2 separate regions of the Homo sapiens genome follow, and region 1 is linked to region 2. A link is a loop called in an ENCODE intact Hi-C map of the cell type or tissue named here. Cell type or tissue: K562. All regions are shown on one strand. Each heading gives the region's core, and the rest is flanking DNA. Links, peaks and the distances in the headings are about the cores only.

What was found. Peaks named below come from ENCODE experiments on the same cell type or tissue, not always from the same donor. Only the 100,000 strongest peaks of a DNase experiment are listed, where the experiment ranks them.
Region 1: it touches region 2 in a loop (3.0-fold over the local background); 5 of 110 quality-filtered maps call a loop at or near these places.

What each region holds. Positions count from the first base shown.
Region 1 is chr6:119,306,352-119,316,775 of GRCh38, reverse strand. MAN1A1 (mannosidase alpha class 1A member 1) reads left to right here. Exons shown (of 13, transcript NM_005907.4): 3 at 9,784-9,880. Among named protein-coding and RNA genes, the nearest start is that of MAN1A1, 38 kb to the left of the region's middle. RefSeq lists a silencer at 3,498-3,792. In K562, for the core only: no CTCF peak of the experiment used is centred there; DNase peaks (open chromatin) are centred at 3,695, 4,675, 5,045 and 8,305.
Region 2 is chr6:119,251,228-119,261,651 of GRCh38, reverse strand. The region is part of intron 5 of MAN1A1 (mannosidase alpha class 1A member 1); the gene reads left to right. Among named protein-coding and RNA genes, the nearest start is that of MAN1A1, 93 kb to the left of the region's middle. In K562, for the core only: no CTCF peak of the experiment used is centred there; a DNase peak (open chromatin) is centred at 4,411.

The DNA of each region.
Region 1 (10,424 bases), core at 914-8,913, 55 kb before region 2:
AAAAGAAAAAGCTTAGTCTTTATAAGGTTGACAAATCTATAAACAAATCTTTTAAAGATAGCACATTTCAATTTTAAAAATCATTTTGTCACTGCTGCAAAAATTAAAATGTGAAAATTTGAAGTTGTGGAATGATATATGTATGAGTTAGAATGTTTGGGCTTACCTTTTTATTACAAGTATTAAAAAAAAACTTTTGAGATTAGACATTACATGAAAATAGTATTTGTTTTCTATGGCACACTTTTTTAGCTCTCCTTAGGATATTAAGGGAGCATCTGTGATATCCCAGCAAGGAATACCTTTTTTTGGCTGGGCATGGTGGCTCACTCCTGTAATCCCAGCATTTTGGGAGGCCAAGGTGGGCAGATCACCTGAGCTCAGGAGTTCGAGACCAGCCTGGCTAACATGGCGAAACCCCGTCTCTACTAAAAATACAAAAATTAGCCAGGCACCTGTAATTCCAGCTGCTCAGGAGGCTGAGGCAGGACAATCGCTTGAACGCGGGAGGTGGAGATTGCAGTGAGCCAAGATCGCGCCACTGCATTCCAGCCTGGGCAACAAGAGCAAAACTCCATCTCAAAAAAAAAAAAAAAAAAACCCACAAAAATGAATATCTTTTTCTCTTGATCACTAAAGATCTGTAGTTGCTGATGCTTCCCATGTTGGGAAAGCCCTGTAAGATCTTGGCCTGGGGACCAAGTGAGGGAGATCACCTGTCACCACAGGCCTGCAAGGGGTCACTTGCTGGCCTCACATTGACCACAGAGGTCTTAGCACAGCTAATCTAATGAATTCAAAGTTTCCGTGTTAATTAAAAATCTGCCGAATAAACAGACCAAAAACCCTGAGGTTAAACCTTTAAACACAAAGTGACAACTTCTGAACTCAGTGACAGCTTCTGCCTGGAGACCATAGTCATCAACCACAAGACAGATATTTTTGATAAGGAAATAACTACAAATGGTAGACCCTAAGCTGATGCCAAACTGTTCTATGTAAGGAAAGTGTTCTCAGCAATAGTGCTTCCTTCCAAAAAGGAATGGACTAGATATTCACCTATGAATAAGCCCTTTTCTGACCTCTAACTTTTGAGTTGCTAAATTATAATCCCTTAGAATGTTTTAGAGAAATGGACTTATATTTTGGTCAAGTATTTCTTTATTCTTTTTCTTTTCCCCTGTACCCTCTGCCATTTGGTAACAGCACAAGAGTTTTTATAAAATAATGTCAAAATTTGGCCATAAAAAAAGAGAACCATTAAATGCATATGATCCAATTTTTTTAGCTAGAACTGGAAACACTGGGTTTTCCTTAGGAGAACGAGATACTTCTTAGAAACAGAACAATCTGTCCATTACAAGTAGTGATTACTAGAATTCTCATTTTTTAAAACTGGCTTTATCAGTCATTCTGACTCTTTTTCTAAAGAAATTGCTATTGCTAACCACGCTTTCATTTCACTGGGGAATTAATGCTCAGTGGCACATTAGAATTCATGCAATAGCATTAAATAATTACTGTTTCTTTATATATCTCCTGCCAACTTAGAAGTACATTAAAATTGGCTGTAGGAGAATTCAGGACACCTCAATCTGAAGAAAATCCCCATCCATATATATATATTCTCCACTCAGTAGATAAGAGGCAACCTCGAGTACCTGGCAACAAACGAATTGCACACATAGCAACAAGAAGTCGAGTAATACAGAAAGAGGAAAGAGAAGCTGGTCCACATTAGCTCCCGTGGTGGTAGTAAACTTCAGAAAATATCAGAGCTGTAGACAGCAGCTTGGCATGAGGAGAGGAATTCATGGTTTTCCATAAATCTAGTGACAGGCCAGGTCGAATAGGACAACACCATCTTGTCTGCCCCAGTAGCATACAGGGCAGGAGGAGAAAAGTTAGGTACAGAGCTGGAGCTGAGAGCCGAAGTGGAGGAGGAGGAAGGCTGTGAGAATTGAAGGATGTAGGGCAGGCAAGGAAAGGTGGTGCTGTGAGGGTCTTCAGTTGAGCCAGCTCCCAGTCCTGATTCGGCATGTGTCATTTTGGTGCCAGGCCTGGCCACAGCTTCTCAGACCCCAGATAGAGCTGCCTTCTGTGCATGGAGGAGCAGGAGGGCTCAGAGGCCTCAGATGACTGTCTGAGGTTTGCAAGCAGCAAAAAAGTGAGGGCTCTGTTCAGTGTATAGTGGAGAAAATCAGCGTGAGAGAGTTTCCAGCCTTGCTCTTCTCTACACTACCTTGGGCCTCAGCTTCATATGTAAAACAGGGATAATAATACCCCAGAGAGGGTGTTGTAAGGATTGGATGTGTTAAATTATATCAAATTCCCCTCACAGTGCAGTGTGGTAGCTGTTTGACAAAGTTAATTCACTTCCTCCTTTACAGCCTCGGCCTCCATAACCCATGATGACGACAGCTCCTACAGTTTGATTTGTAGAACAAAATAATACTTCTAAAATGTGAAACTACTGCTCATCCAGTGAAAGAATTGTTGAGAAGCTTACACATAATGCTTTATGCACCTCAGATCTCAAAGACTTTTGCTAATTTGTGGCAAAGAGATAGCACATATGTTGCTACCAGAGCAGTCCGGGAAGCTGGCCCTGAAGGGCAGCCTATGCTAGAAGTGGAATAGAAGCTCCTCACAGAGCTATGGGAACCAGGGCTGGTGGGAAGCCACATGCCCACAGACCTAAAAACAGAGTGGTTAGTTCTAGACGCGTGCCTGTAAAGTAGAGGTTGCAGTGCAAACTGCTGGGCTGTGGGCTAACTGTGGCTCACGGATTTTTTTTTTTAACCCTTAGCCAGCGTAGTTTTGATTTTTTTTTTTTTTTTAAATAGCTTTAGTGAGGGGCTTGACTCTCGTTTTGTCACGTTTCCCATTCACTTCTAGTTGCCCTAGACCTGGTGGTTCTGTTCCTGTCTGGCCCTTCAAATGTTCTGACCCCTTTTTCGAGCCTACCACAGAACAGGGCACAAACCAGAGAGCAGACAGTGGACTCAGAACCAGGAACTGAATGTGTCCTATCCCATTGTCCTAGGGTTGCCAGATGAAATATAGCACTTTCAGTTAAATTTGAATTTCAGATAAACAACTTTTTTTTTTTTTAGTATAAGTAGGTTCTGTGTAATATTTCCATTTCCTAAATCTGGCAGTACTGCTTTATTCCCATTTATAATTCTCATCCTCGCAACCGTAGCTACTAAGTAGTGATTGTCATTGTAACATTGGGGTAAAGAATCTTGAAAATAGAACACCTTGACAGCCTTTGGGAAAGAGAGAAGGGGATACATTTATTTCAGCATTTGAAAGAGCAAAGCATGTGAATGAGTATTTGAATTTCATATGGGGTAAAATTGGAAACTATCATGGCTAGAGGGCTTTTTTTCACATACTGGGTGATGACAGCTAGAAGGTGACTGGAGGTGGCCCTCGCTCACTGAGGAATGATGTGAGGACAAGGATCATTCCTAAGACTGTCTTGGGTGGCATCTTGATACCTGTTGCATGAGAGGGTGCTAAATACTTTCAGATGTAATTGTGGTAGACTCCAGGCAGGCAGTCTTTGTGAAGGCGGAGTCACATCAGGCTCTGCACTGTCACCTCTTGGTGACATTAGCCTCTTTTCTTTCCTTTCCCGTAATTGCTCTGCCCACTCTGAGTTCAGCTAAAGGTCAAAGCATCAAAGGAAGGAGAACTTCCTTCCTAAGTTCTCCCTTATCTGTTTAACCTCCTGAAGCCTAGGAGGACTCTGAGGAGGTGGCGTGAGTGGATAAAGGTCAGCCAGGCTCATTGAGTGTCTTCTAGTCAGGTGCCCTGTCACACCTGATCTCCTCACTGTGCTGTAAGGGAGATAATACTTACTTTTTTAGTAAGCTGTATTTTCTGAGCAGTTTTAGGCTTGTAGCAAAATTGAACAGAAAGTATAGAGAGTTCCCATATACACCCTGTCCCCACACAGGCACAACCTCGCAGTCTCAGCACCTCAACCCACAGTGGTGCATTTGTTAAAATGGGTTATTCTTTTTGAAAGATGAGAGAACTAAGGGGTAGAAGGGCAGACCCTGAGGCAGCTGGCCTCAGGCTTATCCACTGTGACCTGCTCTGCCATGTGGCTGTGATAGACCGGCCTTAGTATCAGGTCTCTTGCTGCCCAGTTGTCCTTCTGGCCCTCCAGATCTTCATTCCCATAAGGAAATGTAGGTGGTGGGGATAGCATTAGATAAGCGGTGGAAGGGGTGGTTAGATTGCCGTCTTTTCTTGATCCATGGAGAAATTCTCTTCCAATGGATAAGTGAAGGTTTGGAGAAATTGTGAATTAATTTCCCCCAAGTTGCTTTTTATCTGTGTCTCTCCGTTCTGTTTTCCAGTTCCACCAAAGATTGAAAGAAATAAGGTTAATTCAATGACCCTAAAAATATTTTATCTGAAAGCTCTAGAAGTTACTTTTATATGACAGCCAAGTAATTTTAAGCAAAGTTTGATGGAAATTGCTGTCAGGCTTTTAAAATCACTGTTTTTCAAAGCATCAACCCTAAGTGTAGTTTTAAGAGAAATGGCACATCACTTTCAGGTTTAACAATCAGTGAGTTAGATTGCTCTTCCACCTCAGACCTTGCCTGAATCAGACACAGCCCCTTGTGTCCCCAAGAACAGCAGGGACATGAGTATCACTGGACCACAGAACTTCTTCCCTTTCATGACAAACAGCGGACTGTTATATAAGTGAGCCAAACATGGCCTCTGTCTGTTGGTCTCTAGGTTATTTCCTCACTGCAGGCTGAGACCCGTTAATTCAAGAGCCCGCCAACACCAAACTAATTTTTAATACATCTAATTATTTTAAAAATAGCCCGAACAAGCAGATTTTTAGCATTTAGAGCCTGCCTTACACGTTCTGTGAAACCTTACCTAGCATCTGTTGGCCATTGATAAGATAGAGCTTTGTGGTTTTAAGACACCGAGCTGCTACTGCCCTTCAAGGTCTTCTGATAATAGAGTTACTCCATCATGCTGCAAAGTGACATCACTTAGTCCTAAGCCCTCATTCCGATGCACCTCTCCCTTGGGAGTTCCTTTGTCCTCCTCCCCTTCTGCATGGTGACCTCCTCACCCTAAGCCTCTGGATGCCCTCCCATGCAACCCTGTACAAAGCACCACTCATTAAAGCTTGTTGTGTGTTAACTGCCTCTGTGGTCCTGTCTTTTTCCCAGATCAACCTCAAATCCCTCGAACAAACCCCCACTACACAGCAGTACCTTGGCACAACTAAGATTTTATGAAAGCTAGTGTATGAACCTGCATAGCTAAAGATTACCCCACATTGCCTTACACCTGGAGAGGACCTTTCTACTCTTCCTTTCTTCCTCCATCTTTTGGATACCAAATAGTTGTGTATATTTTTAAATGTATATATTGATAAAGAGCTTGTGTACAATGTAAGTTTGCCTGGTTTCACATATATTTGTCCCTCCTATTTATGTGTTATACTAGGAAAAATTATGAAGCTCTTTTAGATTGCAAAGATCACAGACATTCTTAGGTTTTTAATAAAAGTAATTATAATGCCTAAAATGCATTGAGCACTTAATGTGTGTCGGGCAACATGTTAAACTCTTTACATGCCTTGTTTTATTTAATCATCACCACAACCAGTGAGGTGTTTTTATTCACATTTTGTGTGTGCAGAAAGTGGGCTCAGAGAGATTAATTGCCTTGCTTAGAGTCACACTGACGATGGCAGAGCTCAGATATGGACCCAGTTTCTCATATGCGTTCGCCCGTGACCCGCTTTTACGCCTTACTCCTCAGTAAATGAGAAGCTTTTCTACAAGTACACATAGGGAAGTAAACAAACAGTCTCAGCAGGCAAAGAGGAAAAGGGAAGATGATTCACCAACATTCAGGACTCCACAGCATTGTTGATAGTTCTATAGCTGCTGTACAGGCCTAACACAGTTCCACTGGGGAACCATCCAAGTGGCAAAATCATCTGTACCTCAGCCTCCTCTTAACTTTTTTCTCCTTGCCTTTCTTGTCTTCTTTCTCATGGCTTTTACTGCTTCACAGCCCTTTCTCCTGTGTATTTGTACTTCTCTGTTTCTGTGTCACTCTCTGGCCTCTAGGTTCTCTCTGAATGTTTCCCAGTTACACTTCCCTAGGTAGAGTGGATGGTTGGGTTGACTCATCCCATCCATTAGTGAGAACTACACACCAGGGCGCCCCACGTTGGAGGCTCATGGCTAGCTCTCAGCAATCTGCCTTTGAGTTGGGCACCAGGCCCTGGTTCATTCAGCTGGGCCAGCATCACATCCTACAAACTACGGAAATTTTATGTAAGAACCCATAGAAGGAGGCCATAAGTGGGACTTGAACTTGTAGGCTTCAGTGAAATAGGGCAATGAAAGCCCAAAGTTTTCCTGAGATCTGTCTGGAAAAATCATGTAATTTTCAAAGACTTTTGATGTGTCTAATATAAAAATTTAAAGATTATGTGTTTAAAACTTCAGCAAATGGAAGTATTTGCTAAGAGTAGTTCTAGCAATAAATATGCAAGATATGAAGTCTATGCATACTAGGGAAATTCCAACGTATTTCTTTCTTCAGCGTGCTTGATTAGATCAGGACATTAAACTTAATTTGTTAGAAACAACAATAGAGTTGTATACAACATTTAATTAGTTTTCTTACTCTTCTATATTCACAAACATTTACTGAGTATGTAAACAGGCAGTATCTTATGTTTCCATACATTATCAATGAGATAGTAAATGAGACAGCATCCTGTATACTTCCCTTTTAGTCCTTTAGAATCTTTTCATAGTGTAGCAGATACTCAATAAATGACCTGGCCTAATTAATGAGCCCTGATGCCAATTAAGAAGAAAGTACAAATCAAAGAATCTTTTCTTATAAGCATGGAGTCAAGGGGAAGTAATACTATTTCTTTAATGCCTTATACCCAATTTAATATTTTCTGGGTTAAAATAATGGGTTGCAATTATGAAATTTTGGTCCTTTGTTTCCTTTCACACAGCGTGTCAGCTCTACCTTTCACCAGGAGCAAATATACGTATTCAGGAAGAAAACATCTTTGGCTTGCTTTCAGTTTATCTTTTTTTGTGAGGGTTTCACTACTGCATTTGAAATTTGGGCCCATTTTACTTCTACGTGGAATGTCAGGCTTTAGAACCCTAATTAAGTTAATGAAAGACTACAAAAGAAACCTAAGGAGCCTGTGAAGAGAGGTGATCAATTCTGTCCTTGTTAGTAGTTAACTTTTAGAAGTGACTTCCTTGTCCTGCCAGCTCATGAGAACTGGGTCTAGAGAAATTAAATGACTTTATCCTCATCGCCACTCAGCTGGGTAATGGCTTAATACTACAAAATTAAAAGCTGGTAGCCTTTTGATGTTTCAAATATTTGTGTAAGTCGTAAATCTGAGTTAACAAGTTGATTTTATATGTGACTTTTAAATTGAAGCTTATAGTTATTCTATGCATGTGTACACACACACTCACACAATGTCTTACAGTTAGCTTTAATGTGGTAAATCATTTCCAGAAGTGATCAGCTGGTGGAATTGGTTAACAATATGACTGTTCCTCTTTATAATTGCTGGATAAACCCCTCCCAGTGCTTTGTTCAGGGCATTTTGACCACATCATTTTCGTCTTTTCTAACTTTAACTCATAGAAATCCCATGGGATCAGGAACCCATTTTGAGAAATATGTCAGCAACTTTTGAAATGTAGGAAACTAACCAATTAGTGTCAGCTTTTCCCTTGAGGGAAGAAGATAGGAAAAGTTAATATATACTACAGAGGTTACTTTAGGAGATCCTTTACTAGTGGTACATTGTATAAGTGATCATTTTTGACAAAGCTGAAACAAATTATCGTAACTTTTTTTTCTGTTTTGATGTTCAGTATATTCCAAAAGCTTTTGAATTTATAAAGTATCTTTGGAAATTTACAGGAATGAAGAATTTACTAAATGTAGTACATTTAATGGAAAAACCAAATAAAATCAAATATAATCTCTAGGTGTTCTGTAGATTTTTTATATACCTAGTCTTTCAGAGGCTCATTGGTTTCTATTTTTCTGTGATGTGAATTTAATTAGTTTTAATATAGATTTAAAATTTAATAAACGTGATTACCTGCCATCTGTCAAGCAGTATGCAAGGTGCAAAAACATATACCACGATCATGTATTCCTTACATGCATCCTGTAAGGAATTATCCCAAATTTTCAGATAAGAGTCACAAAAACTGTGACTCATCCTTAAGTATGTGACTCATCAGTGGCGTTGTAGGGATTATAAATCAAGTCATGTGACCCTCAAATCTGTTTTACTTCTCAACAAAATTAATGTATAAGAAAAAAATCCTGAAAACACTACCATATACACATTCTTTTGATTGTTGAAAGATCAACAATCTGATTCAGTAAAGGAAGATTTTTTTTGCTGACTCATTAAAGGAAGGTGATGCAATGTGTTGGTTAATGCCATGGGCTTTGGAGTCAGGCTAGCTTGGAGATGAACCCTGGCACCTTGTCTGTGGAAAAATGTGGTGACTGAGTAAAGTTGTTTTTTAACTTCCAAACCTCAGTTTCTTCATCTCCCTAACAATGGTAATAAAACATATTTCATAGGGTTGTAGCAAGAATTGGTTACAATACTAAAGTTATAGCATTTAGCAGAGTACTTAGCAGATAGTACTGATTCTTGGTAACTGTTGGTAGTAATAGTGGTGAGTTAGGAAGGTAATTTACAAGTTGGTTAAAGATGCTGATTGTTGTGTTCAGGAACATATGAAAACTTTGTTATTAATAAAATGATACTGATCTCAATGAAGATTTTGAGTGGTAAATGGCCCGTAAATAATATCTATAACTTTGTGTGATGCTTTAAGATACTCTAAAATATGGAGCCTGATTGGAACCTTTTTCAATTATGTCCATATTTTGATTACTGAGTTCTAGACAGTTGAAGAGTCCCAATCCTTTTAAAAAATATGCATACAAAAATAATTATATGTGTTCTTTGAGTCATTGAAAAAAGTTTATACAACTAATTTATGGCAGAGGGATTTGGCTTTTAAAACCATTATTGGTGTGTAGACTCTGAATTAGGAATATACTGGATCAATCTTCAGTTACATACATATACACACATGTATCCAATTAAAGATTGATTACATTAAAATAAACAAGTTTTTCCAAAATCTAGGCATAATCACAGTGTTATTTTTTATTTCCTGTAAATATTTTAAAATACTTCTCCATATAGTCTTCGTCAGGAAACATCAAAGTGGTTTAAAGGGATAACCTGAATATTTGTCTGTATGCTGTGAGGCCAACAAAGTAAGAAGAACTTTGTGCAGAAATATAAATTTTAAAGATAGTCTTTGCAGATTTAATCTGTTATGAAAATGAACTAGATAAATGTAGACATGGTTCATGCTTTTAAGATAAGCTAAATTCCTGTTGTTGGGAACTGACTTTTGAAAATGGTATTTGCATTAAATAGGATTAAATGGACTCAAAAACGAAAACTTCCCATTTGTAAACATAAAAGGGTAGTGTGTATGTGTACCAGCATGTTTGTATGAGCATGTGTGTTCTGGTTTATATAATCATAATTCTTTTACTTAGTCATCCTTTTAACTAATGAATTTTAATGTTTTAGCCTTTGCTCTTCAATATATTACCTATTTTGTAGCAAAAACATCTCCATTCAAATTATAATCCTGTTTTTATTTTTTTTTTCAGATGATGAAACATGCTTGGAATAATTATAAAGGTTATGCCTGGGGATTAAATGAACTCAAACCTATATCAAAAGGAGGCCATTCAAGCAGTTTGTTTGGTGAGTAGATGTGCTTTGGTTTCTTAGTGACGATAACTTCTCCCCAATTGCTTGAGCTTATGGATGGTGGAGAAGTCTGTGTAACATGGCCCTCCAGGCCATTTGGTTAGGAAACTTGCACACCTGATGGAATTAGATAAGGATTGTGCATAGTGTGTCCTTCAGCTAGAGTAGTGGCTATGTGTTCGAATAACCTGCTGGAATAACCTGCGTAACTTTAAAGAGTACTGACGCCTGGGGCATACTTCTAAAGATTCTCACTTAATGGTTATAGGGTGCAGTATCATAAATTTTAGCCTCTGGGGTGATTCCTAGCATAGAAGCACTTGGTGGGCTGCACTAACTGCTTCCTGTTAGGTAAAAGCTGTGCCTTTATAGATAATCTGGGCAAGGCAGCCAGCCATGGTGATCTTCACTGTATCTCAATTTTGGCTATAGGTTTCTCCTGTTTGTACCATGGAAGAGAAAGTGAGGATGGATTAGGTTAATTGAACTTCCATTTATCCACTTTTGCAAGCTTTATTGCATTTGGTTCCCACAGCAG
Region 2 (10,424 bases), core at 1,248-9,247:
AGGTTGATGGTGAGGATTTATCTGATTACCTTGTGGAGTATTCATAGTATTTGTCTTCATTTTCTTTTTGAAGAGGAGTGGAAGTTATTACTTGATCCTTTTCCTATGTATCACATTTTTCCAGTGTTACACTTCAAAAACAAGTGTTATTATGAGTCATTGACCACAGCTGTCATGTTTACTTACGTATCCCAAGTGTTTGTGCAACTTGGTGCCTAAGTACATAGGCACTAAATAAATATTTGTTGAATAAATGGATTAACATTTTTAAAAGGTCAATTATGCAAGCAATTCCTTTTTGAAAGTTTGTAATTTAGAAAGTTTCAACTATGTTGAAATATGTGCGTGTGTGCAATAGCTTTAAAAAGCAATAGGCGGGGCGCAGTGGCTCACGCCTGTAATCCCAGCACTTTAGGAGGTGGAGGCGGGTGGATCACGAGGTCAGGAGATCGAGACCATCCTGGCCAACACGGTGAAACCCCGTCTCTACTAAAAATACAAAAAAATTAGCCGGGCATGGTGGCAGGCGCCTGTAGTCCCAGCTGCTCAGGTGGCTGAGGCAGAAGAATGGCATGAACCTGGGAGGCGGAGCTTGCAGTGAGCCGAGATCGCACCACTGCACTCCAGCCTGGGCAACAGAGCGAGACTCCATCTCAAAAAAAAAAAAAAAAAAAACAATAAAAAAACAAGACATTTAGATAGTGCATGAGTAGCTACAATGGACAACATAAATTATGTTTCTTGTTATTATTTGTGTTTGTATTCTAAAGAGGCATTTGCCTGCCAAACTATTTCAGTCTGATATTTTCAAAACTCTTCTAATAAAAAAGATACTGAGTTATGTGACATTTTGATGTTCTGATGATGATCGTTATTAAGGCAGGGCATTGTTTCATTGAGTTGTTTATAGTACTGTAAGAATATAACACTGATCTATTAAAAACAGATGCAGTGTTGTCATGAAATGGGATATATGAAAATATGTTAAAGCCTCTAAATGAAAAAAAGATAAAGATGCTTTCAAGTAAATTAGCAAAATTCAGGGATTAGCAAAGTATAGCCAAGCCCATTCATTCACATTTTGTCTATGGCTACTTTGACCCTACAGCTATAGTTAGTGAGTGAGTGAATGAATTGAATGAATGCTGACCAGAAATTGCACTTTCAAACATTTAACCTGAGGAAATAGTTATATATACAAATAAGTATGTACAGGGATGTTCATTCTAAGCTGTTTGTAATATCAAAACAAGGGAAACCTAAATATTGACTAATAGAAGACTGGCTAAATAAGTTCTGGTGTATCCTTATTATACCAGAACTAGTGTATGATACAGCTATTTTTAAAAAGATGTTACAGAAATGTATCCAGTGATAGGAAACAAGGGTCAGCAAACTACAGCCCTTTGGCCAAATTGGCTCAAGACCTGTTTTTATACTACCAGAGCTGTGAGTGGGTTGTTAAATTTTAAAGGATTATTAAAAATAAACGTGAGACAGAGTATGTGACTAGTAAAGCTTAAAATATTTACTATCTAACCCTCTATAGAAAATGTTTGCTGACCCCTGATATAGAATGTTGTATACAATGTAGATTAAATTGGTAGGGATGGGTTTAAAACATTATGAAATAGTATATATAGAACAATATCTTTTTTTAAAAAAATGCAATCAATACCATTTAGACACTTAAGATGTTAATAGTTATTTCTGGGTAGACAAGATTAATAAGATTCTATATTTTATGTCTAATTTTGTGATTTTTCAATAATGAGAATGTATTCATTGTTTAAGAAAATAAAAATTTAATATTGGCATGGGGAAAAAGAGAACTTCTCTAAGTTTCAAGGTGTACAAATATGTTTTTCCATTTTGTAGATGAGGAAACTGAGACTAAGAGTTTAATTAACTTGCCTGGAGGGACACAAACATAAGACAAAAATTGCATTGATGCCAAATTTTCTGTCCAGCAGTGTCACCATTTGATAATTTAAAATGCTCATCTGTCAGCTGAAATAAAACTATATACTCTGTACCCAAAGGCAATTTAAAGGTATCAGTGTATAATATATGATAAAGGAGGATTATGCAGAAATAACAAACCACCTGCCTAATGGTATTAGGTGTGTACTGGATAGGTTTACATTTGCTTAAATAGAATGAAAAAATGAGTAGCTTACATTTTACATTTTTTAAAAGAAACAAAACCTGTATACATAGGTATTCAGTTGACTTTGTAAATTTGCAAACTATTACTACTACATAATATGGTAATTAATTGCTCTTTCATACCTATAGAGTTTAATTGTTCAAATTCAGGCATGTGACACAAAAAGGGACCATGTCCTGAAGCTTGTGCCCTTCACCGTAAGATAGAGGAAGGACATTTGACTTATCAGATCCTTGTGCAGGTAACTGTTTACAAAATGAGTCAGCAACTCAGAAGGAGAATGAATACAACAGTGAGAAGTCTCATTGTAATGAACTGATAGCTAGTAACTCAAAGAAGCAGTAGGACTATAGAAAGCAGACATGAAAGCTCAGCAGCTTTTGGACCATTTAGTGTGTGGACAAAAGGCCTAGTATCCTTCTATTATTCCTGAGGAAACCACTATCTTATAGCCAAGAATAATAACTATTGTTGCTCTTTTAAAAAACACTTGTTCCTTTAATTATAACCATCTTGTGATTTGGGAAGATTATTCTCTATTCACTTATTTAGAAACTGAGGCACAGAAAGGAGGTTAAGTGAGCGTTCAAGATCGTACAGACTGTTCAAGTGATAATGGAAAACTCCATCACCTAGTCCCAGCTCTGTATGCATATGATGGTGATGCTGAGTAAAGGCAGGATCATTCTACATTTCACCGAATCATAAAAAAAAGATAAACATGTCTTTAAAACTTATATAAATTATTAAACTATAAATATTTTGATGCTCTTCAGAGATGAGGTTCAGTTAACAGGAAAAAAATTCACTAGTGTAGAATGCTTCATAACTAAAATATGTCAGGGAATTATGATATGCAGTCATGCCTAGGTATCTGTGGGGGTAGGTTTCAGGACCCCCTGAGGATACCAAAATCCACAGATGCTCAAGTACCTTATATAAAATGGTACAGTATTTGCATATAACATGAGTACATCCTCCTGTATTCTTTAAATCATCTCTAGATTACTTATAATACCTAATATAATGTCATTGCTATGTAAATAGTTGTTATACTGTGTAGTTTAGGAATAATGACAAGTCTATACGTGTTCAGTACAGATGCAACCATACATTTTTTTCCAAATATTTTTGATCTGCAACTGGTTGATACCACAGATGTGGAACCCACAGATACAAAGGTCCAACTGTATATGCACAGATGAGGCTATCATTTTTTCTTTTGTCTTTTTCTTGAACAAAGATCACCAATCCTGGATTTTGTATATTTTAATGATTTCTGATGTCTGAAAGCAGTAGTAAATAGAACATCCCCAATTTTAACCCTATGATGTCACATATTAACATCTATGTAGTGGAGTCCATAAATTCAGTTAGAAATCATAGCCAGATAGAGTATGTGTGCTTTCATAATTCCCATCTCTTTAGTAGGCATTATATTTTTTAAAATATGTCTTCCTTTTGATGTGAAATGTATTTTCAGAAATTATTTGTCATATTTAGTGTAAACATTATTCACTATATACTGCATATTTTTCTAAATGTCATGTTGGCGATTTGCCCATTTTTTAAACCTAAAATTGAGATAGAATGAGTAGCTTTAGGCACTGTATAATGACTTGGATTACTGTGGTGTTCTTGCTGTAATTTATTATTATTTATCATTCTTGGGCAGGTATTTTAGTAATTAGAAAGCCTACAATAACACATGTGGTACACTTAAGAATAGTTTGAAGCACTAGAGCTGTATAGCCATTGGGTTTCCTCTCCCTTTTTTAACTTCCATATTGAATGCATATTAGAAGGACATGTAACTTTTATCATACTATTTCCTTGCTCCCAGCCCGCTACTTATTTATGTGTACAAAAGCATATACTTTCTTCTTGAGGAAAATTTTTTTAAAGGACCCTAATTATTTCTTAAGATTTATTTTCCTTCTATCAGGTAGCCAATACAGTATTTTTTTTGATGTTGTCGTTCATATATGTTTGCCTCTTACACTCAGAAAAGTCCCATAACCAATGAGAGCTACTGCCTTTCTTCCTGCCCTATTTCTCATAACCTTGATGACCCAGAAATCTCTCCACTTACCATAAATGGGAGGCACTAAAGTAGTGTTAGGACTTCCTTAAGACATCTGATGTGCTCTTTTAACCATCTTTTAAACTTCTCTTCCTGGTATTTAAGGCCATGAGCTTATCTTATTTAATCTGTCTCTCTCTCACCATTTTCTAGACCCTAGTAATCTAGCTCTCCACCTGCTCGCTATCATGAAAAGCACTTCCTCTTCCCTTTTGCTTTATCTCTTGTCTTCCTCCACATTAATCCAGAGCACATACACAAACATGTACATACCTTCTCCCAAATAAGTACATACCTGCATCTATATAAGTGTCACGTCTTCAACCTTACCTCTCCCCCTAGACCTAACTCACTTTTTAAAAAAAATTCCCACAGTTACAGCATGTATCACTTAATTTATTCTCTACCTATGGTTTGTATTGTTTTGTGTTGTATATCTTATGCTTATATGGTTTTATATGGCTGACTTACCTTCCTGGTTGTAAGCTTCTTGAGATCAGGGATTTAATTTTTTCTCATGTATCTCTCGTATAGCCCTTACCACGTTGGTAAATATGTAGTAAATGCTTATTAAGTCTTAAAATAAGCCTGTCCTGTGGAGCAGAAACGTTCCTCAGGAAGTGTCTTATCGAGTGTTCCCATTTTACAAAAGAGAAAATTGGAACAGTGAAGTGACCCATTTTCTTTATGACATAACTGGTGAGTAGCAAGCCCTGAACCAGAACCTAGGGCTCCTGACTCTTAGTTCAGTGTGCCTGTTCCCAGGCAGCCTTGACCACGCTGATGCTCAGGGAAACACTGCCACGAGAACATGGCATTTACTGCTGCTCACGTGGACAGTGGTGATATCCATGCCCTGAACAACAGCCTGAAGTTCTTCCCAGCATTCCCCATTTTTCATCTTGCCTCCTTAACTTTATAAAACCCTCTCTATTCAGGAACTAGGGAATGAATGAGAGTCCTCTCTCATGAAAAAAAAAAAAATAATGAGATACAATTTTATTCATTCATTTATCAACATTTACTCATTTTGACTAGGAGATAGCATAAAAGCCACTTCTCTTCACTACCTCTTATTTTTTCATGAGAATAAATATCTTTAAAAAGCTAGATAAATCTAAAGTGCCTATTCACTAGAACATTCTACATTTAGATTTTTAAACTATGCTTACAATTGGAAGTGTTTTCCTTTGTTTAAATTTTATGCTTTTATATATTAGTAAACTCAAGACTAAAGGACAGCTACCTTGATTCTTCTTGGTTATAATTGATGGTTATTGGCAGGATAGCATGTGTAGCCTTTTTATTTTGAAAAAAAACAAGTTGGGAAGATCTCTGTGCTTTAATATTTCAGGAAAATAAGCAACACTCTTCTCATCTAATTGCCTGAAGGCTAAAAATTGAATTGTATTGAATCACAGGGGAGAAAAACAAAGTAATTGACAAAAGCAGTCATCTAATTAAATATATTTTTTTTAAAAAATGAAGTTTGTAATGAAATTTGACAAATACAACACATAATTTTTTTTAATTTAAAACTTCGGTTTTAGGTTTTGATCAATTACAGAAACAGAATGAGAAGAAAGAAAGAGACGGTGAAAGAAAGATGTGTGCCCACAGGGGAGAGTCCCTCTGGATCAAAAGGATCACCCGTCTCTGAGATGACAGGAAGCTGGTATTCACTTGGGTGTAGCTGGCAGTAAACCATCCCACATCAGAGCATTTAACTAGGAGAATAGGCCCTCTCTGAACTTCAGTTTCCTCATCTGTGTATCAGATTATGGAACTAGATGACCTTTGATGTCCCTTCCAGCTCTAAGTTTCTGCTGGATTAGTTATTTTTACATACCTTTATTCTGATATTTAAATCTTTCAAGGGTCTACTCTAAAAAGCCAGAATAGCTTAATAAGTACTTACTGGTTTAGTGATTGATTTTGGCCCATATTATGTGCAAGTTTATCAACTCAACTAACAGTATATGGGTTTAGTTATTTGCAGCCAAAGATATTTGTTGTGTCTATGGCATCTTGTGCTGAAAGCTTTATGTAGTGAAAATGAGTAATAGGTAAACTGTACTTGTACAAATGGTGAACTAGTGTTTGATCTTTTAATGGTGAAGTTTTCAACATGAGCATTTGAAGAAAAGCTTTGATATTGATTGTGTATTTCAAACTGAAGCATGTCTGAACTGAAAATATTTCCTTCCAAAGCCATCTGTTCTTATTCATTTCTTTTTTCCTTATTCTTTGCTCTGGCATGTATATATTCCTACATAGTTCTTTAGGGAACTGCAAACTAGGAAGGCAAAGAAAACCATATGTCTTGTTTACAGCCTTGTCTGATACTATCTGTCAGGGTAAAGTAAAAAGATAAATGTGTTTATTTGATAGATTTTAAATTTTGAAGTTTTTAAAACGTTGATCAAAAACAGCAATAAGACTGATGATGTTACTTACGTGTAAAGAAAAGATACAGTTTTCATGTAGTTATTTTGAAATTCTTAACTTTAGGCTATAAAAGTTTTTATTTAAAGTTATTTGTTAGTTACATGCTCGAAAGAACTGTTGCATCGTATTTTACCACCCTTCTTTCAGCAAGTTACATTGTTTTGACTTTTGTTATGAATGTAATCAGAATCCTTAGAATGCAAAATCTTTTAGAAAATTCTTGTTGGATCATTAGATGTCTGCCCATCCCAAACTGATTGCTAGTTGTACAAAAACCATATTTTCTTTTAGTGGACATTTAAAAATATCTTCTATTAGCAAGGATTACATTTTATGAACTGTAATTTTTCACCTGACTCTCTTAACTTTATAAAATCCTCCCCACCAAATAGAGGTACCAACAAACACCAGAAACCAAGATTGGTGAACAATTGGTTGGCAAATTAACATTTCCTATCTTCAAAAGATGATATTTGTCTTGCTTTTTTCCCAGTCACATTTTAGTACTAGTTTTGTAGCTTCTGAGTACTTATTTTTCCAGTGATAAATCAAAAACAGAAATGATCAGCCTTACTCTCCCTCTTTTTTCTGGGGAAATTGAGAACCAGAAGAGTTAACTGACCCGCTCAGGCCTCACATGGAAACAGTAGTACAGCCAGTCCAAGGACCTGGGTCCGGGGCTCTCTCCATCATGCCTATCCCCATTTGAAGTAGCACTAAAGTGCCATTTAGTGTACTTTTTGTAAAAATTTGCTTTTCAGCACATCATCTAATATGTGCTACTTAAAACTTAATTGCCCTTTAGAATGATTTGTGATATGCCTCCTTCATTCTCTCAACAATTTTAATTTTACAAGCTAGTTTTATTATAAGCTCACCAGTTTAGGTAGAAGGATGTTCTCTTTCAGAATCTGGATTCTTCCTCTAGTAACCTCATCAGAGCTCAGGAGGAGATAACAAATCAAACATTGAGATTGAAGTTGATTCAGTCTCGTGTATGATTTGACTCAAGTATCAATGAGCTAATTAATATTTTTATCTAAAAATATTTTGTAATTGTGCCAAAGGTTGAGACTCTAGAATACTGGAGATAATTATTTTCAGACAGTAGCAACTAGTGGAACGGGATGGAGCACTTTGCAAACAATGTAATATCAATGGCTTCTTATTACAATGCCCCAGGTATGTTATTAGGTTGATGCAAAAGTAGTTGTTGTTTTGGACCATGAATTTTAAATCATTATAACTAGGCTCAAACACATCTTTATTAATCAAATAGGAACCATTACAATCAACACATTTTTGCCAACAAGAAATAAGTTTGTTTATTCCTGTAGTGTACAAATCTGTGCTTTGGGATTCGACAAACTCTTGGAAAGCATTTTCTGCATCCTTCTGATTGTGGAAATGTTTTCCCTGCAAAAAGTTGTCGCGATGCTTGAATAAGTGGTAATGGGTTGGCAAGAGGTCAAGTGAATGTGGCAGATGAGACAAAACTTCATAGCCCAATTTGTTCAACTTTTGAAGCGGTTTTGCAACGTGCAGTCGGGCGTTGTCATGGAGAATTGGGCCCTTTCTGTTGACTAATGCCAGCTACAGGCATTGCAGTTTTCTGTGCATCTTATCTATTTGCTGAGTGTACTTCTCAGATATAATGGTTTCACCAGGGTTCAGAAAGCTGTAGTGTATCTCACCGGCAGCAGACCACCAAACAGTGACCATTACCTTTTTTTGGTGCAGATTTGGCTTTGGGAAGTGCTTTGGAGGTTCTTCTCGGTCCATCCACTGAGCTGGTCATCACTGGTTGTCATATAAAATCCACTTTTTGTCGCACATCACAATCCGAGAAATTGTTCATTATTATTGTGTAGAATAAGAGAAGAAGACACTTCAAAACGACGATTTTTTTTTTATGTTCACTCAGCTCATGAGGCACCCACTTAGCCAGTTTTTTCACCTTTCCAACTTGCCTCAAATGCAAAATGACCATAGAATGATCAACATCCAGTTCTGTGGCAACTTCCGATGTAGTTGTAAGAGGATCAGCTTCAATGGTTGGTCTCAATTGGTCATTACCAACTTCCCATGGCTGGCCACTATGATCCTCATGTTCAAGGCTCTCGTCTCCTTTGCAAAACTTATTTTTTTTATTTTTTTTTGAGACAAGAGTCTCACTTTGTCACCAGGCTGGAGAGCTGTGACGCAGTCTCGGCTCACTGCAACTGCCGCCTCCCGGGTTCAAGTGATTTTGCTGCCTCAGCCTCCCAAGTATCTGGGACTGCAGCCATGTACCACCACGCCCAGCTAATTTTTGTATTTTTAGTAGAGACGGGGTTTCACCATGTTGGCCAGGATAATCTCGATCTCTTGACTTCGTGATCCACCCGCCTCCACCTCCCAAAGTGCTGGGATTACAGGCATGAGCCCCCGTGCCCAGCCACAAAACTTCTTGAATCAAGACTGCACTGTATGTTTGTTAGCAGTTCCTGGGCCAAATGTGTTGTTGATGTTGTAGGTTGTCTCCGCTGCCTTACCACCCATTTTGAACTCAAATAAGAAAATCACTCAAATTTGCTTTTTGTCTAACATCCTTTCCATAGTCTAAAATCAACATAAAATAAACAATAATTCATTAGGAAAAAATTAATAAAGCGAGAAATGCCCATTAAAATTATATGTAACATAACCACATTTAAGAATGTATTCCAGTATCAAACGGCCAATTCCAACAATGCAAAAACCACAATTACTTTTGTGCCCACCTAATCATTAATCTTAAATTGATTCATTTATTTATTAAATGAACATCTATTGAGTGCCAGCTGCTTCCATGCCCTCGTTGAGATCGTATCTAGTGGAGTTATCAAACAATAAACAAGCAAATAAAATAATTAAGACATGATAAATAATGGAAAAGAAACAAGGTGATATAATAAATAAGGATGGCCAACTTTGTGTGGGGTGGTTAGGAAAAGACCTCTCGAGGGGACATTTACACAGATTCCTGAAGGTAAGAATGAGCAAGGCATACAGAGGGCTCAGGAAAGAGCATTGCAGGCAGAGGAAACTGCAAGTGCAAAAACCCCGATATGGGAAGGGGCCGCTGTTCCTGTCTGTTAACTGAGAATATTAATATCTTCCTGCCTACTACTCATAGGAGCCCTGTGGTGATATCAGTAAATTTAAATAAAAAATGACTTAATCTGGGTTAGATCTGTATAATAGGCAGTGAAGGAGAAATTGGGGTCTTTTTCTCTACTTCTAGGAAGAAAAATTATTGGGGGATATGAGAGAAAACACAATAAAACGTTCAGAGATCTCTCTCTTGCCTTCTGTATCTTGATTTAGAGATCTGTATCAAAGACTGCATTGTATGGTACTAGTTATCAGTGTGGGAGTTCACAGAAGGCAAAGATCTTGACCTGGAGTCTTGGCCTGGACTTGACTTTGGCCTTAAAGAATGGGTAAATTTGGATCAGCCAAAAGGAGGCAGAAGAGAGTGATTTAAAATGAGAGAATGTGTAAATAAAGTTGCTAAGATGGACTGAACATGAATGAGAACTTAAGACCATGAAGACTCAAAAGCTGGAGCTGGAGCCAGAGCCAGATGGACAGAAAATAATTGAAGGGTCTGATTCATAGAGGTGGTTGAACCGTTAGTAGAGCAGATTTGACCCGATGTTAGACAACACAGGAAGTCATTATCATTTCTTGAACAAGAAA